2 separate regions of the Homo sapiens genome follow, and region 1 is linked to region 2. Evidence: read pairs that join two places in POLR2A ChIA-PET (ENCODE). Cell type or tissue: Panc1. All regions are shown on one strand.

The links. Peaks named below come from ENCODE experiments on the same cell type or tissue, not always from the same donor. Only the 100,000 strongest peaks of a DNase experiment are listed, where the experiment ranks them.
Region 1: POLR2A ChIA-PET joins it to region 2 with 10 read pairs; 6 of 35 experiments call an interaction of 5 or more read pairs at or near these places.

What each region holds. Positions count from the first base shown.
Region 1 is chr1:8,109,672-8,117,671 of GRCh38, reverse strand. The region is part of intron 2 of ERRFI1-DT (ERRFI1 divergent transcript); the gene reads right to left. Among named protein-coding and RNA genes, the nearest start is that of ERRFI1-DT, 87 kb to the right of the region's middle. RefSeq lists an enhancer at 1,578-2,078. In Panc1, no CTCF peak of the experiment used is centred here; no DNase peak of the experiment used is centred here; H3K27ac peaks cover 7,949 bases.
Region 2 is chr1:8,235,299-8,243,298 of GRCh38, reverse strand. LOC105376695 (a long non-coding RNA gene) reads right to left here and starts at 3,341. Exons shown (of 3, transcript XR_946937.3): 1 at 3,176-3,341. RefSeq lists enhancers at 2,692-3,247, 3,248-3,804. In Panc1, no CTCF peak of the experiment used is centred here; DNase peaks (open chromatin) are centred at 4,198 and 4,998; H3K27ac peaks cover 6,869 bases.

The DNA of each region.
Region 1 (8,000 bases), 130 kb after region 2:
TCATTGATCTCAGAGGGGGATCCTGGGATGTAAAGGTTTCTTCATCCAGCAGCCAGGAGTGCTTCTGCTGGCTGCCCCTGCTGCATCAGGCAACAGTCTCGTCCCCCCCGGGAATGAGTTTAAAGAGGCAGGGCCATGCCGGGAAGGAAGCAGCTAACCCGGTCCTCGGGGAATGATTTCATTCTGGGGATTGATGAAAACAAACAAGTGTCTCTTTCAAACTGCTGTGCTGCGGTGGACTTTACAAAATTTCCACCATCTAAATCAGTTACAAAGTTGGGTGAACTATATATTTATTTATTTATTTATTTATTTATTTATTTTGCGTGTGTGTCACTCCGTGGAGTGACTTCCTCACACTTGCAAGTTCATTTCTAGTCCATCAGCTCTGTCTAGAAGTTCTAAAAAAGATCTTTTTAATAAATTCTGCTAAACATTGCAGAGGAATGGTTTGTTTTCGTTTGTCGTGAACTGTACAGGCCCACCTCCAGGCCTCTGGGGAACCATATGAGGCATTTTCCAAAGTTATTTCCAGAATAAACAAGGCTTGAGAGGCCAGCCTCGCTCAACCACGGCCCACAGCTTCACTTCTCTGCTCCAGGCGGGAGGAGAAACCCCTGACCTTCTGTAAATATTTCAACACAAGCAGTTCTCTGCGGGATTAGAATTTGTGTTTTTGAGTCAACTCTAAAACAGACCCAGAAAAGGCACCTTTCTGATTGTTCTATTGATATTGAAAAGTTTCAACTTTATGGTTTTTATGGCTGTTCAAGGAATTTCACATTCCAAGACCCTGGGGCAGAAAGGGCACAAAAGGAGAGTCTAAATGATTAGATGGTAGGGCCTGTTTTTACTCAGCCATGAACAAGGAAGGTCCCAGAAAAACTCTACGTGATTGAGAAATACTTTTGGCCACCAGCGCAACCTGCTAATTGGGAACACCCAATGCCCTTAATATGAAGCCTAAAAAATGAGATGGTGTCATCATCCAGGTTGTGGGGCGTGGAGGGGCCTTGGTGAGCTCAAAAGAGCACATCTGCCCGAAAAGACAGCCCTGCCCAGCGCCAGACACCTGGTGCCAATGCACACTGTCACGACACCATCTGACTTTTTAAAAGAGAAACAAGGAATCTCTAAGTTTTTGTTTTTTGAGACAGAATCTTGACTCTGGCACCCAGGCTGGAGTGCAGTGGCGCGATCTTGGCTCACTGCAACCTCTGCCTCCCACAGGTGATTCTCGTGCCTCACCTCCTGAGACTACAGATGTGCGCCACCACGCCTGGCGAATTTTTTGTATTTTTAGTAGAGACGGGGTTTCGCCATGTTGGCCAGGCTGGTCTTGAAATCCTGGCCTCAAGTGATCCGCCTGCCTCAGCCTCCCAAAGTGTGGGATTATAGGCATGAGCCACTTCACCCGCCCTCTAAGTTTTTAATATCGTAAACTAAAATTTAAGAGGTTAAGCGCCAACAACTCTGACCCCTCAAAGTTCTGGTCTTCCCATAATGACTTCTTGAATTTTTTTTCTGAAATCTCAAACATTCTTCTGATCCTGCCTTGGTGTGACACACGTGTCATCTGTATCGTCCCACATGTGGCCGGCCATGGCATGCACAGAGGCACCAGTGGGGAACCGACTCTCCAAAGAGACTCAGGCCTTGGGACTCACAGGCAGGCGCGTCTGGCATCCAGTGTTACATTCTGTGGTGTCATTGCCTTCTGTGATTCCAAAGCGTGCAGCGGTGTCCTGCTGAAAGTTACTGCCTGGTCAGAGCTCACCCCGAGAGGGATGGGAGGGAAAGGTCTGGGAAGCAGCAGAGGTAGCCTGCAGGAATCCAGGAGGTGAAGTCTGGAATCAGAGCACAAGGGCTGGCTCACATGGATTTGCAGACAAGGAAGTGGCCCTGGGGAGAACAGCCTAGAAGTGAATAGAGCTTCCTGCAGCCAGGCAGGTAGGCGCGAGGATGACTGCAATCCCATCATCAAGGAAAGTGTGACATCACAGCCAGCAAGCTCTGAACACTGGGGCTACTGAAAAAAATTAAGACACATAGACTGTGTCAGGCCCAGAGGCCAACTGAGCCAGCCTATTCACTGTCAGGCCGGGAGGCCGGCTGAGCCGGCTCTATTCACTATCAGGTCCCATTCACTGTCTCTGTTTCCCATATTCCTTGCTACTCCCAACCTTGTTTCCCCTGGTGGTGTCCACACTCAAGCTCTGCAATGATTTACCCATGCTGATGAGTGAAGAAATGCAACCCAAAGCCTCTTCGGTGCCCAATAATGGCCTAAGATGTTCACATCATATACTAGTTCTGTGCTGTTTGAATTTTTTTTTTTTTTTGAGGCAGGGTCTCACTCTGTTGCCCAGGCTGGAGTGCAGCGGCGTGTGCATAGCTCATTGCAGCCTCAAACTCCTAGGCTCAAGCTATCTTTGCGCCTTCGCCTCTTGAGTAGCTGAAATTACAAGGGCTCACCACCATGCCCAGCTAATGTTTAAATTTTTTATAGAGATGGGGTCTTGCTGTGCTGCCCTGGGCTCACACAATCTACCTGCCTTGGTCTCCCAAGGTGCTGGGACTACAGGTGTGAGCCACTGCACCCAGCCTTGATTTTTTAATTAACTAGTAGACTTTATTATTTTTTTAATAGTTTTAGGTGTACAGGAAAAGCAGAGCCAAAAGTACAGAATTCCCATATGCCCCAACTCAGTTCCCCTGTTATTAACACTTTGCATGAGTGTGGCATGTTCGTTACAATTGCTGAGCCAATCAGCACTATTAAGTAAAGTCCACAGTTCACATTAGTTTCATTCTTGGTGTTATATGTTCTATGAATTTGGACAAATGCATATTGACATAAATCCACTGATTATAGTATCATACAGAGTGTCTTCACTGCCCTAAAAATACTCTGTGGTCTATATGTGCTCTTTTTTTTTTTTTTTTTTGGAGACAAGAGTCTCGCTGTGTTGCCCAGGCTGGAGTGCAGTAGCATGATCTCATCTGGGCTCACTGCAACCTCCAACTCCTAGGTTCAAGCGATTCTCCTGCCTCAGCCTCCTGAGTAGCTGGGATCACAGGCATGTGCCACCATGCCTGGCCAATGCCTGTATTTTTAGAAGAGACAGCGTTTTGCCATATTGGCCAGGCTGGTCTCAAACCCCTGACCTCAGGTGATCCACCCATCTCGGCCTCCCAAAGTGCTAGGATCACAGGCGTGAGCCACCGTGCCCGGCTACATGCGCTTTTTATTTGGTAACTTATTCAATTTTTAAATTATTTTTTAAATATTTCCCCCCAAAAGTCAGTGTAGAGTCATCTTAAAATACACACACACACAACTGTAATCTCAGTGTGCTTGGCAGAAATCTAAGATGTAACCCGCCCCACCAAATTTCCAGGCCCCTGATATACACATACCGTCTTCCAGTTATCCAACCAAACGTGAATCTAGGTACTGCTGTGAAAAGGAGCTGCAATGTAATTAAGGTCCCAAATCAGTTGACATGAAAATAGAGAAAATACTCAGTGGGCCTGACCTAGTGACATGAGCCCTTTCAAGGCAGACAGTTTTCTCCAGATGGTCACAGAACAGGCAGTCGGGGCGGCACGGGAGGATTCTGTGCACCCCTGCTGGCCTGAACGGGCCGCGTGGTAGGGATGTGGGCGGCTTCTGGGTGCTGAGAACAGTCCCCAGCTGACAGGCAGCAAGGAAAGGGGACCTCAGTCTTGTAATACAAAGGACTGAATTTTGCCAACAAGAATGAGCCCAGAAGTGGATTTTCCTCAGCAAACGAACGCAGGAACAGAAAACAAAACACCACATGTTCTCACTTATAAGTGGGAGCTGAATGCTGAGAATACATGGGCACATGGAGGGGAACAACACACACGGGGCCCTGCGGGGATAGGGGGAGGGGGAGCGTCAGGAAGAATAGCTAATGGATCCTGGGCTTAATAACTAGGTGATGGGATGATCTGTGCAAAACCACCATGGCACACATTGCCCTATGGAACAAACCTGCACATCCTGCACATGTACCCCTGAACTTAAAATAAATTGAAGATTAAAAAAAAACAAAAAAAGTGCATTTTCCTCTACAGCCTTGAGACAAGAACTCAACCTGGTCAATACCTTGATGTCCTGAGGCTTATGATATCCTGAGAAGAAAATCCAGCCACACCAGGACAGGCCTCTGACCCACACAACTGTGAGCTCATGAATGGGTGTTGTTTTCACAGCTCAGTCAGTGCTGTTTTGTTACAGAGCAACAGGAAACGAATACTCCCTCCACGCAGATCTTTTTCTAGAGCAATTAATTATGCATACGGTGAGTGTGTATATTTTCCTTTTACATAATGGAATCCTCTTGTATATAACTATATTATAACCGGCACATTAAAAATTCGGTTTGCTAAATTCAAAACAAAACAGAAACAATTCTTGGGATTTTGATTGGAATGACATTGAATCTGTAGCTTAGCGGGAGGAGAATTGATGTATTTTGGAGGTTATGTCTTCAAAAACATGATCTAATTCTCCATGTATTTAGGTCTTTATGTCTGGCAAGCGTATTGCATAATGTTTTCCATGAAGGTCTCGCTCGTTTCTGATGTGTTTATTCCTAAGTACTATTGCAAATGGCATCGTTTGTTGTTGTTGTTTTGGAGACAGGGTCTCGCTCTGTCGCCCAGCCTGGAGTGCAGTGGTGTGATCACAACTCACTGCAGCCTCTACCACCTGGGCTCAAGCGATCCTCCGACCACAGCCTCCCAAGTAGCTGGGAGCACAGGCATGTGCCATCAAGCCTGGCTAATTTTTAGTATTATTATTTGTAGAGATGGGATCTCACTATGTTGCCCAGGCTGGTCTTGAACTCCTGGGCTCAAGCAATCCTCCCACCTCGGCCTCCCAAAGTGCTGGGATTACAGGAGTGAGCTTGTAATGATGCCATCACGTCTGCTGGCATCATTTTTATTATCTATTTTTCAGTGTTGTTAGTGTGATGATATTATAGAAATGTAATTGATCTTTGCATTTTGATTTTGTATGCAGTAACTTAGCTAAAACACTTTATTAATCCGTCTGTATATTCCTTAGGATTTTCTAAGAAGTCAATCAAATACATCTCTGAATGATTTCTGTTTTATTTCTTTCCAATTCTGTAATTTTCTTCCTTGTCTTGCTGATCTGACAAGCATCTCCATTACTATGTGAACTCAAACTGACAAGACTTGATGTCTTGGAGTTTTTCCTCATTTTCAAGAGAATGTTTGTTTTTTTTGTTTTGTTTTTGTTTTTTCAGACAGAGTCTCACTCTGTCACCCAGGTTGGAGTGCAGTGGCACGATCTCACTGCAAGCTCCGCCTCCCGGGTTGACGCCATTCTCCTGCCTCAGCCTCCCGAGTAGCTGGGACTACAGGAACCCGCCACCACGCCTGGCTAATTTTTTGTATTTTTAGTAGAGACGGGGTTTCACCATGTTAGCCAGGTTGGGTCTTGATCTCCTGACCTCGTGATCTGCCCACCTCGGCCTCACAGAGTGCTGGCATTACAGGCGTGAGCCACTGTGCCTGGCCGAGAGAGAATGTTTTTAACGTTTTACCATAAAGTTTGAGGTTTGCTGTAGTTTTGTTTGTTTTTAAAAATGGTCTTCATTACGTGAAGGATATTCTCTTCTACTTATAGTCGATTAAGTTTTTTAAATTATGGATGAATGTTAAATTTTATAATTTGCTTTTCTACATTGATTAAGACAATCACATGGTTTTTCTCCTTTAATCGACTACTGGTACAGATTACAATCGATTTTCCTGGAATAAACTTTATCTTTCTCATATAGGCATACTATGGAGATATTTTGGGTTGCATTCCAGACCACCTCAATAAAGCAAATATTAAAGTGAGTCACACTAGTTTTTTGGTTTCTCAGTGTATATAAAAGTTTTATTTAAACTATACTGTAGTCTATAAGTGTGCAATAGCATTATGTCTAAAAAATGTACATACCTTAATTAAAAATAAGGCCAGGCATGGTGGCTCACACCTGTAATCCCAGCACTTTGGGATGCCGAGGCGGGTGGATCACCTGAGGTCAGGAGTTCAAGACCAGCCTGGCCAACATGGTGAAATTCCATCTCTACTAAAAATACAAAAATTAGCCGAGTGTGGTACTCAAGCCTGTAGTCCCAGCTACTTGGGAGGTTGAAGCAGGAGGATTGCTTGAATCCGGGAGGCAGAAGGTGCAGTGAGCCAAGATCATGCCACTGCACTCCAGCCTGGGCGATAGAGTGAGACTCCATCTCAAATAATAATAATAATAATTTATTGCTAAAAAACACTAACAGTCATCTGAGCCTTCAGTGAGTCACAATCTTTTTGTTGGCAGAGGGTCTTGCCTCTATGTTGATGGCTGCTGGCTGATCACCATGGTGGTTGCTGAAGGTTGGCATGGCTGTGGCAATTTCTCAAAATGACAATGAAGTTTTTTGCATTGATTAGGACTCTTCCTTTCACGAAAGATTTCTTCGTAGTGTGTGATGCTATATGATAGCATTTTACCCACAGAACTTCTTTCAAAATTGGAGTCAATCCTTTCAAACCTGCTGCTGTTTTATCAGCTAAGTTTAAATAATATTCTAAATCCTCTGTTGTCATTTCAACAGTATTCACAGTATCTTCACCAGAAGTAAATTCCATCTCAAGAAACCACTTTCTTTGCTCATCCACAAGAAGCAACTCTTCATCATTCAAGTTTGATCATGAGATTGTAGCAGTTCAGCCACATCTTCAGGCTCCGCTTCTAATTCGAGTTCTCTTGCTATTTCCACCACATCTGCAGTTACTTCCTCCACTGAAGCCTTGAATGCCTCAAAGTCATTCCAAGGGTTGGAATCCACTTCTTTCAAACTCCTGTTAATGTGGATATTTTGACCTCCTCCCATGAATCACAAACATTTTTAATGGCATCTAGAATGGTAAATATTTTCCAGAAGGTTTTCAATTTACTTTGCCCAGATCCATCAGAGGAATCACTATCTATGTGCAGCCATAGCCTTACAAAACGAATTTCTTACGTAATAAGATTTGAAAGTCAAAATTACTGTATCCATGGGCTGCAGAATGAATGTTGTGTTAGCAAGCATGAAAACAGCATTCATTTCCTTGTACATCTCCAGCAGAGCTCTTGAGTAACCAGGTACATTGTCAATGAGCAGTAATATTGTGAAAGGAATCTTTTTCTCCTGAATAGTAGGTCTCAACAGTGAGCTTAAAATATTTGGTAAGCCATGCTGTAAACAGATGTGTTGTCATCCAAGCTTTGTTGTTTCATTTATAAAGCACAGGCAGAGTAGATTTAGCTTAAGGCTTAAGGGCCATGGGATTTTTGGAATGGCCAAGGAGCACAGACTTCAATCTAAAGTCAACAGCTGTATTCGCTCCTAACAAGAGTTGGCCTGTCCTTTGAAGCTTTGAAGCCAGGTATCGACTTCTCCTCTCTGTCTATGAAAATCCTGGATGACATCGTCTTCCGATAGAAGGCTGTTTCATCTACACTGAAAATCTGTTGTTCAGTGGAGCCACCTTTATCAAGGATCTTAGCTGGATCTTCTGGATAACCTGCGGCAGCTTCCCCATCAGCACTTGCTGCCTCACCTTTGGCTTTTATGCTATGGAGATGGCTTCATTCCTTAGACCTCATGAACCAGCCTCTGCTGGCTTCGAATGTTTCCTCTGCAGCTTTCTCATCTCTCTCAGACTTCACAGGATTGAAAAGAGTTAGGCCGGGCATGGTGGCTCACGCCTGTAATCCCAGCCCTTTGGGAAGCCGAGGTGGGTGGATCACCTGAGGTCAGGGATTCGAGACCAGCCTGGCCAACATGGTGAAACCCCATCTCTACTAAAAATACAAAAATTAGCTGGGTGTGGTGGGGCGCCCCTGTAATCCCAGCTACTCGGGAGGCTGAGAGAGGAGAATCGTGTGAACCCGGAAGGCAGA
Region 2 (8,000 bases):
TTTCTTTCTTTCTTTCTTTCTTTCTTTCTTTCTTTCTTTCTTTCTTTCTTCCTTTCTCCCCCTCCCCTCCCCTCCCCTCCCCTCCCCTCCCCTTCCCTTCTCTTCTTTTGAGATGGAGTCTTGCTCTGTCACCAGGCTGGAGTGCAGTGGTGCAATCTCGGCTCACTGCAACCTCCGCCTCCTGGGTTCAAGCGACTCCCCTGCCTCAGCCTCCCGAGTAGCTGGGACTACAGGCATGAGCCACCACACCTGGCCCTTTTTTAAATAAATAAAAAATAAACAAATAGTGCTGGGCGCAGTGGCTCACGCCTGTAATCCCAGCAGTTTGGGAGTCTGAGGTGGGTGGATTACCTGAGGTCGGGAGTTGGAGACCAGCCTGACCAACATGGTGAAACTCATCTCTACTAAAAAAATACAAACAAAATTAGCCAGGCGTGGTGGCTCGTGCCTGTAATCCCAACTACTCAGGAGGCTGAGGCAGGAGAATTGCTTGAGCCTGGGAGACAGAGGTTGCAGTTAGCCAAGATAGTGCCACCGCACTCCAGCCTGGCCGACAGAGTGAGACTCTGTCTAAAAAAATAATAAATAAATAAATAAATAAATAAATAAATAAATAAAGTATCTTGGATATTACATAGGTCAGCTTCATTCTTTTTAATGGCTGCACTGTTCCACTGTACAGATGCCCCCGATGTGTTTAACCAATTCCATATTCATGTACATTGAGGCGATTTCCTGACGTGTTTTATCAGTCCACTTGTCTTGTGTTACAAATGATGCCTTTGTTTGCTTGTTTCTTTGTTTGAGACGGAATCTCACTCTGTTGCCCAGGCTGGAGTGCAGTGGTGTGATCTTGGCTCACTGCAACCTCTGCCTCCTGGGTTCAAGCGATTCTCCTGCCTCAGCCTCCCGAGTAGATGAGATTACAGGCGCGCGCTACCTTGCCCGGCTAATTTTTTCTATCTTTAGTAGAGACAGAGTTTTAGCATGTTGGCCAGGCTGATCTCGAAACTCTTGACCTCATGATCTGCCCGCCTCGGCCTCCCAAAGTGCTGGGATTACAGGCGTGAATCACTGCCCCCAGCTTGTATTTTTTTTTTTTTTTTAGTAGAGACAGGGTTTTACCATGTTGGCCAGGCTGGTCTCCAACTCCTGACCTCAGGTGATCGCCCACCTTGGCCTCCCAAAGTGCCGGGATTACAGGCATGAGCCACCGCGCCCGGCCACAAATGATGCCTTAATGAACGTTCTGGGATCTATGTCTTTATGCATGTGTGCCGCAGTGTCTATAGGATAAATAGGAAGAATTCCTAGTTTTGAACTCCATTTTCTATCCCACACCCCTTTCCAGAGACCGCCGTGCTCTTCGCTGAAGACCTGTACTTGCTTCAGCCAACATCCGCCAGGTCATGCTGGTCTTTGCTTCTTCCTTCCTTCCTGGCAAGAAGACAAAACCAAAGGCACACAGAGCAGACAGCTCGCCTTCCTGTGCTTTTCCTGTGGACCTGTGGTTGCTCCTGGGCTGTCATAGCCTCTGTAGACTTCGGACCTACTTATTTATCTAGGCGTGCAGTGGCTGCTGCTCTGTCCTGTCTCCACTGCCTGCCTGCCTACTTGGGTGTCTGGCACCCCGGGCTCCTCCCTTCCTTCAAGGATGGCATGGGTCTTGGACTTGGATCCATGGAATCTGCTTGCTTTTCCTTATGCTGAAGGACTTCTCAGCCTGCCCTGTGTCTCCTGTGTTTGCGATGCTGGTTTTCTCCTTCCTAAAATAACTGACCCTCCCACCCATACCTCATGCTCCATCGTCAGCCACAGTCCAGAGGCTGCTTGAGCCCTCATAGCGCATTTACTCTGTCGACCGCTCTCGCCAATGTACCCTCCACCCTGCAGCTAGAGTAATCTTTCAAAAAGAAAATCAGGCCAGGCGCGGTGGCTCACGCTGTAATCCCAGCACTTCGGGAGGCCGAGGTGGGCGGATCACAAGGTCAGGAGATCGAAACCATCCTGGCTAACACAGTGAAACCCCGTCTCTACTAAAAATACAAAAAATTAGCTGGGTGTGGTGGTGGGCACCTGTAGTCCCAGCTACTCGGGAGGCTGAGGCAGGAGAATGGCGTGAACCCGGGAGACGGAGCTTGCAGTGAGCCGAGATCACGCCACTACACTGCAGCTTGGGTGACAGAGCGAGACTCCATCTCAAAAAAAAAGAAAAGAAAAAAAAAGAAAATCAGGCCAGTTGTGGTGGCTCACACCTGTAATCCCAGCACTTTGGGAGGCCGAGGCGGGCAGATCACAAGGTCAGGAGATCGAGACCATCCTGGCTAACACGGTGAAACCCCGTCTCTACTAAAAATACAAACAATTAGCCGGGTGTGGTGGCGGGCACCTGTAGTCCCAGCTACTCGGGAGGCTGAGGCAGAAGAATGGCGTGAACCCGGGAGACGGAGCTTGCAGTGAGCCGAGATCACGCCACTGCACTGCAGCTTGGGTGACAGAGCAAGACTCCATCTCAAAAAAAAAAAGAAAAAAAAAAGAAAAAAAAAAAGAAAATCAGGCCAGGCACGGTGGCTCACGCCTGTAATCCCAGCACTTTGGGAGGCTGAGGCAGGTGTATCACCTGAGGTCAGGAGTTTGAGCCCAGCCTGGCCAACAGGGAGAAACTCTGTCTCTACTAAAAGTACAAAAATTAGCTGGGCATGGTGGTGTGTGTGACTGTAGTCCCAGCTACTTGGGAAGCTGAAGCATGAAGAATGTCTTGAACCCGGGAGGTGGAGGTTGCAGTGAGCTGAGATCCTGCCACTGCACTCCATTCTGGGCAATAGTGTGAGACCCTGTCTCAAAATAAATAAATAAAAGAGAAAATCAGATCATGTTATTCTTTTTATTACTTCCGCCCACCCGTCCCCCACATCCCATCGCTGGGCCCAAGCAATGCTCCCACCTCCAGCTTCCAAAGTGCTGAAATGCAGGTGCGAGCCACCACGTGGGGCAGCTGTTTTCCTTCTAAAGATCCTCCTATGGCTGGCCTGTAACCATGCGTGTAATCCCAGCACTTTGGAAGGCTGAGGTGGGCGGATCACGAGGTCAGGAGATCAAGACCATCCTGGCTAACACAATGAAACTCTGTCTCTACTAGAAATACAAAAAATTACTCGGGGGTGGTGGCACGCACCTGTATTCCCAGCTGCTCGGGGGGCTGAGGCCGGAGAATCACTTGAAACCGGGAGGCGAAGGTTGCAGTGAGCCGAGATGGCGCATTGCACTCCAGCCTGGGCGACAGAGCGAGACTCCATCCAAAAAAAAAAAAAAAAAAAAATCTTCCTGTGGCTTCCAATGCACTTAGAAAAAAATCCAAACAATTCATCAAGGCCTGCCTCTCAGGCCCCTCCTCCAGCGCCCTCCCCACTTGGAGGCCTTCAGGCTGTCGCTCCCCAGGACAGGCTCCTCCCTGGGGCTGGGCATTTGCTGCATCCTTTGCTGGACAAATCCCCCACCTCCTCTTCCCCCGCCTTCAATCCCCCTCTACGAGTAGATGGGGCCACGTGGGCGCGGTGGCTCAGGCCTGTAATCCCAGCACTTTAGATCACACCACGCAATCCAGCCTGGGTGACAGAGCAAGACTCCATCTCATAAAAAAACAAACAACAACGAAAAACAAGTAGATGTGCCTCCCTCTTCCTCCATGGCCTTTATCAAACCTCCCCCCCGAAACAGAATGGATTTTCCTTGGAGAATGGCCTGCTCCTCATTATATAGTGTCAGCTAATGTGTCCCCTCTTCTAGAGGGTGTGACAAAACCAGGCCATTCAGACAACTCCCCTCTGGAATTTGACCCCAGAGTGCAGGTGGCATTAGAATTTACAACAGGCCAGCGCCATGGTTCCGGCCTGTAATCCCAGCACTTTGGGGATCTGAGGCAAGCAGATCACCTGAGATCAGGAGTTTGAGACCAGCCTGAAAATATAAAAATTAGCTGGGCCTGTAACCCCAGCACTTTGGGGATCTGAGGCAAGCAGATCACCTGAGGTCAGGAGTTTGAGACCAGCCTGAAAATACAAAAATTAGCTGGGCGTGGTGGCGCATACCTGTAATCCCAGCTATTTGGAAGCCTGAGGCATGAGAGTCGCTTGAACAGGGGAGGCGGATGTTGCAATGGGCCAAGATCTATCACTGCACTCCAGCCTGGGCAGCAGAGGGAGACTGCGTCTCAAAAAAAAAAAAAAAAAAAAAAAAAAGTTTACAGCAACAACAAAACCATTGGAACAGATTTATTTCAAAGGTGGTGCCCAGAAGAGACTTCCCTTGGACTGCTGCTCTTCGACGGCCCATCCCTCCTTGCCTCCACCTCCATACCCCTCCCCCTCACGCCTGCCCATCCCCCCATCTTCCATCACCCTTGCCTTCCATTCTACAGGCTTTCCGAGTCCTCCCGAGTCAGCCTCCCTTCTCATTCCCATAGCTGCCTTGATCTCTATTCTTTTCACTCAGAGAATCCTGCCTGACCGTCCCCTACCTCCTGGGGCCTGGACCTGTCTGTCTAGCCCTCCCCCCAACCCCCATTCACCTGGTGCCCAGTTCCAAGTCTGCACCCAGAAGCCCTGTATAAATATTTGATGAAAGAATAACAAAGGTTAATAAATCCCTGGCACTTTCTGAGTGGGGAAAGGCATAGAATAGGAATAGGAGTGAGATGTTTTGAGACAGGGACTCGATGGATTACTAACGAGCTGCATCATACGCCTTTGATTTTGTTGATGCCGCCTCCTTTGGAGCAGACATGTGGCTTTGAGGCAGTGTCCGGGCAGGACGAATGCAGCGTCTGTACTGTAAATTACTCAGTACCGAATATCCCACATCACTACCCTCATCACTGCGGCTTCTATCAGTGCTGAATACGTGGAATGTGTTTTTCTTTTGATGAAAAGGGAAGTTCTCTTGAGAAAGTGGGACAGTTACTCATCTATTCAACTTTCGAATAATTTCGTACATGCTGGTGACCAGATGTTTCATCTCTGATGTGTTGCTGAACTGATTCAGTCCCTTTTGTCAACACTGATCTTTTTGCTGCACTCCAGTGACCAATAGGAAGATATGGAAATGACGGTAGACTGCACTTCCTGGATAAAAAGCAAATATGCACATACAGGCGGGAACCGAAGTATCCATCCCCAGATTCCATAAGGGCCACAGGTGGCTTTGCCTGCGGCTGTTCACCATCACATCCCGGTGCCCAGCACCGTCGGAGTTCAATTAATGTATCAAATAACTGGATTTAGTTACTTACATTTTCATTAAAAAGCTAGTTTTGACACAAAGCAAATTCTTTTTTCCTTTGTTTCGAACTGAAGCTAGAACCCCAATAACAATAAAATCTCAAGGTTGAAAGACCATCTCCCCCAGGGCAGGGCGCTGTGGCTTACGCCTCTAATTCCAGCACTTTGGGATGCCAAGGCTGGCGGATGATTTGGGCCCAGGAGTTTGAGACCAGCCTGGGCAAGATGGTGAAACTCCATGTCTACCAAAAATACAAAAATTAGCCACTCTCATAACACAGTCTCAAAGTAAATAATAATAATAATAAACAAAAACAAAAAGATTATCTCTCCCAAGTGCCCATCTGAAGCTGAATTCCCTGTAGATCATTTTGGCCAGCTCTGCATCGCTCTGGATTTGGGCAAATTTTCCTTGTGTTAAGCCAAAAATCATACCGCAGGTACGGACAAAATAAGTCCACACTCTTTTGTGTGTGTGTGTGTGATGGAATTTTTGCTCTTGTTGCCCAGGCTGGAGTGCAATGGCGCAGTCTCAGCTCATTGCAACCTCTGCCTCCCAGGTTCAAGCAATTCTCCTGCCTCAGCCTCCCGAGTAGCTGGAATTACAGGCGCTGGCCACCACGCCTGGCTAATTTTTTGTGTTTTTAGTAGAGACGGGGTTTCGCCATCTTGGCCAGGCTGGTCTCAAACTCCTGGCCTCAGGTGATCCACCCGCCTTGGCCTCTTGAAGTGCTGGGATTATAGGTGTGAACCACCAAACCCGGCCGAGTCCACACTCTTACACATGGTCTCCCTGCAAGTATTTAGAGGCATCCTCTCCTTTTCTGCAGGATGCCCACCACCACCACACCCAGCTCTCACTCTAAGAAATCTCTCTCACACATTGTTTCAACCACTACCTCTAGCCCCATTCCCCAGAGACCCCCCTACCCTATTCTCTACAAAAGCAGGGCCCCCACCCCCACCGACAGGCCCGTGTCCTGGGCTCCCTTCTCTGATTGCTCTAAAAATTCAAATGGGTATAGTGGCTCTCACACCTGTAATCCCAGCACTTTGGGAGGCTGAGGCAGGAGGATTGCTTGAGGCCAGGAGTTTGAAACTAGCCAGGGCAACCTAGTGAGAGACCATCTCTAGAAAACTTAAAAAAACTTTAGCCAGGTGTGGTGGTGCACGCCTGAAGTCCCAACTACTCAGGAGGCTGAGGCAGAGGATTGCTTGAGCCCAGGAGTTCAAGAATACAATGAACTGTGATGGCACCACTGCACTCCAGCCTGGGAGACAGAGAAAGACGCTGTCACTAAAAGAAAAAAAAAAGTTGACTAGGCTTGGTGGCTCACACCTGTAATCCCAGCACTAGGAGAAGCCTAGGTGAGTGGATTGCTTGAGCCCAGGAGCTCAAGACCAGCCTGGGCAATAAGGTGAGACTCTGTCTCTATAAAAATATACGAAAATTAGTTGGGCATGGTGGCGCATGTCTGCAATCCCAGCTACTTGGGAGACTGAGGTGGGAGGGTTGTTTAAGCCCAGTGCCAGTGCACTCCAGCCCGGACAACAGAGTAAGACCCTGAAGAAAGAAGGAAGAGAGAGAGAGAGAGAGAGAGGAAGGGAGAAAGAGAAAGAGAGAGAGAGAGTTGGGGAGGGAGGGAGGGAGGAAGGAAGGAAGGGAGGGAGGGAGGGAGGAAGGGAGGGAAAGAAGGAAGGAAGGAAGGAAAGAAAGAAAGAAAGAAAGAAAGAAAGAAAGAAAGAAAGAAAGGGAGAGAGAAAGACTTCTTTTGTCCCCTCATGCCTATGACTTTAACCAGCAACAGTAAGTGGATGGTTCCCAAATTTCTCCCTGTGTCCCTGACATCTAGTCCACACTCCAGACCCCTGACTCCAATCAGCTGTTTGACACCTAGCCTGCATGTCTCATGGCCTGGCAGGGTGCCCCAGGTAGGGCTGGCGACTCCTGCCTGCACCTGGCCCCTCTCTCCGTGAGCTGAGCAGCTCCCTTTAGGGTCCTGCTGTTTCTTCTTCTCCCTGACTCCCCAAATTCAGTTCATCACTACGGCTTATTGATTATAGCTCCAAAATACAGCATTGTTCAAATCGCTCCTGTCTCTCTCTCCACGGCCATTGCTCTAGTCCACGTCACTGGAATTTCTCAGCTGAACTCTTTCAGGAGCCTCCTCTCATTCCTTGCATGAATGCTTTATTTATGTATTTATTTATTTATTTATTTATTTGAGATGGAGTCTCACTCTGTTGCCCAGGTTGGAGTGTAGTGGCGTGATCTCAGCTCACTGCAACCTCTGCCTCCTGGGTTCAAGCGATTGTCCTGCCTCAGCCTCCCAAGTAGCTGGGATTACAGGTGCATGCCACCATGCCCAGCTAATTTCTGTATTTTTAGTAGAGACGGGGTTTTACCATGTTGGCCAGGCTGGTCTTGAACTCCTGACCTCAAGTGATCTGCCCACCTCAGTCTCCCAAAGTGCTGGGATTACAGGCTTGAGCCACAGTGCCCAGCAGACCATCCTCTTTCTGCCACAGGGCCCTTGACTGTGCGGTCTGAGTCCTCTCTTCTGCCTGGAGTGTCTTTGCCACCCCTTGCAATGGTCGCCTCCTCTCCATTAGACACCCTTCACGAGCCCGCGGTTTCTCTCTCATGGCACCTAGAGTAGTTTATCATCACTTATTTACTTATATATATGGTGGTTGTATGTCGGTCTCCCCCACTGGATTCCA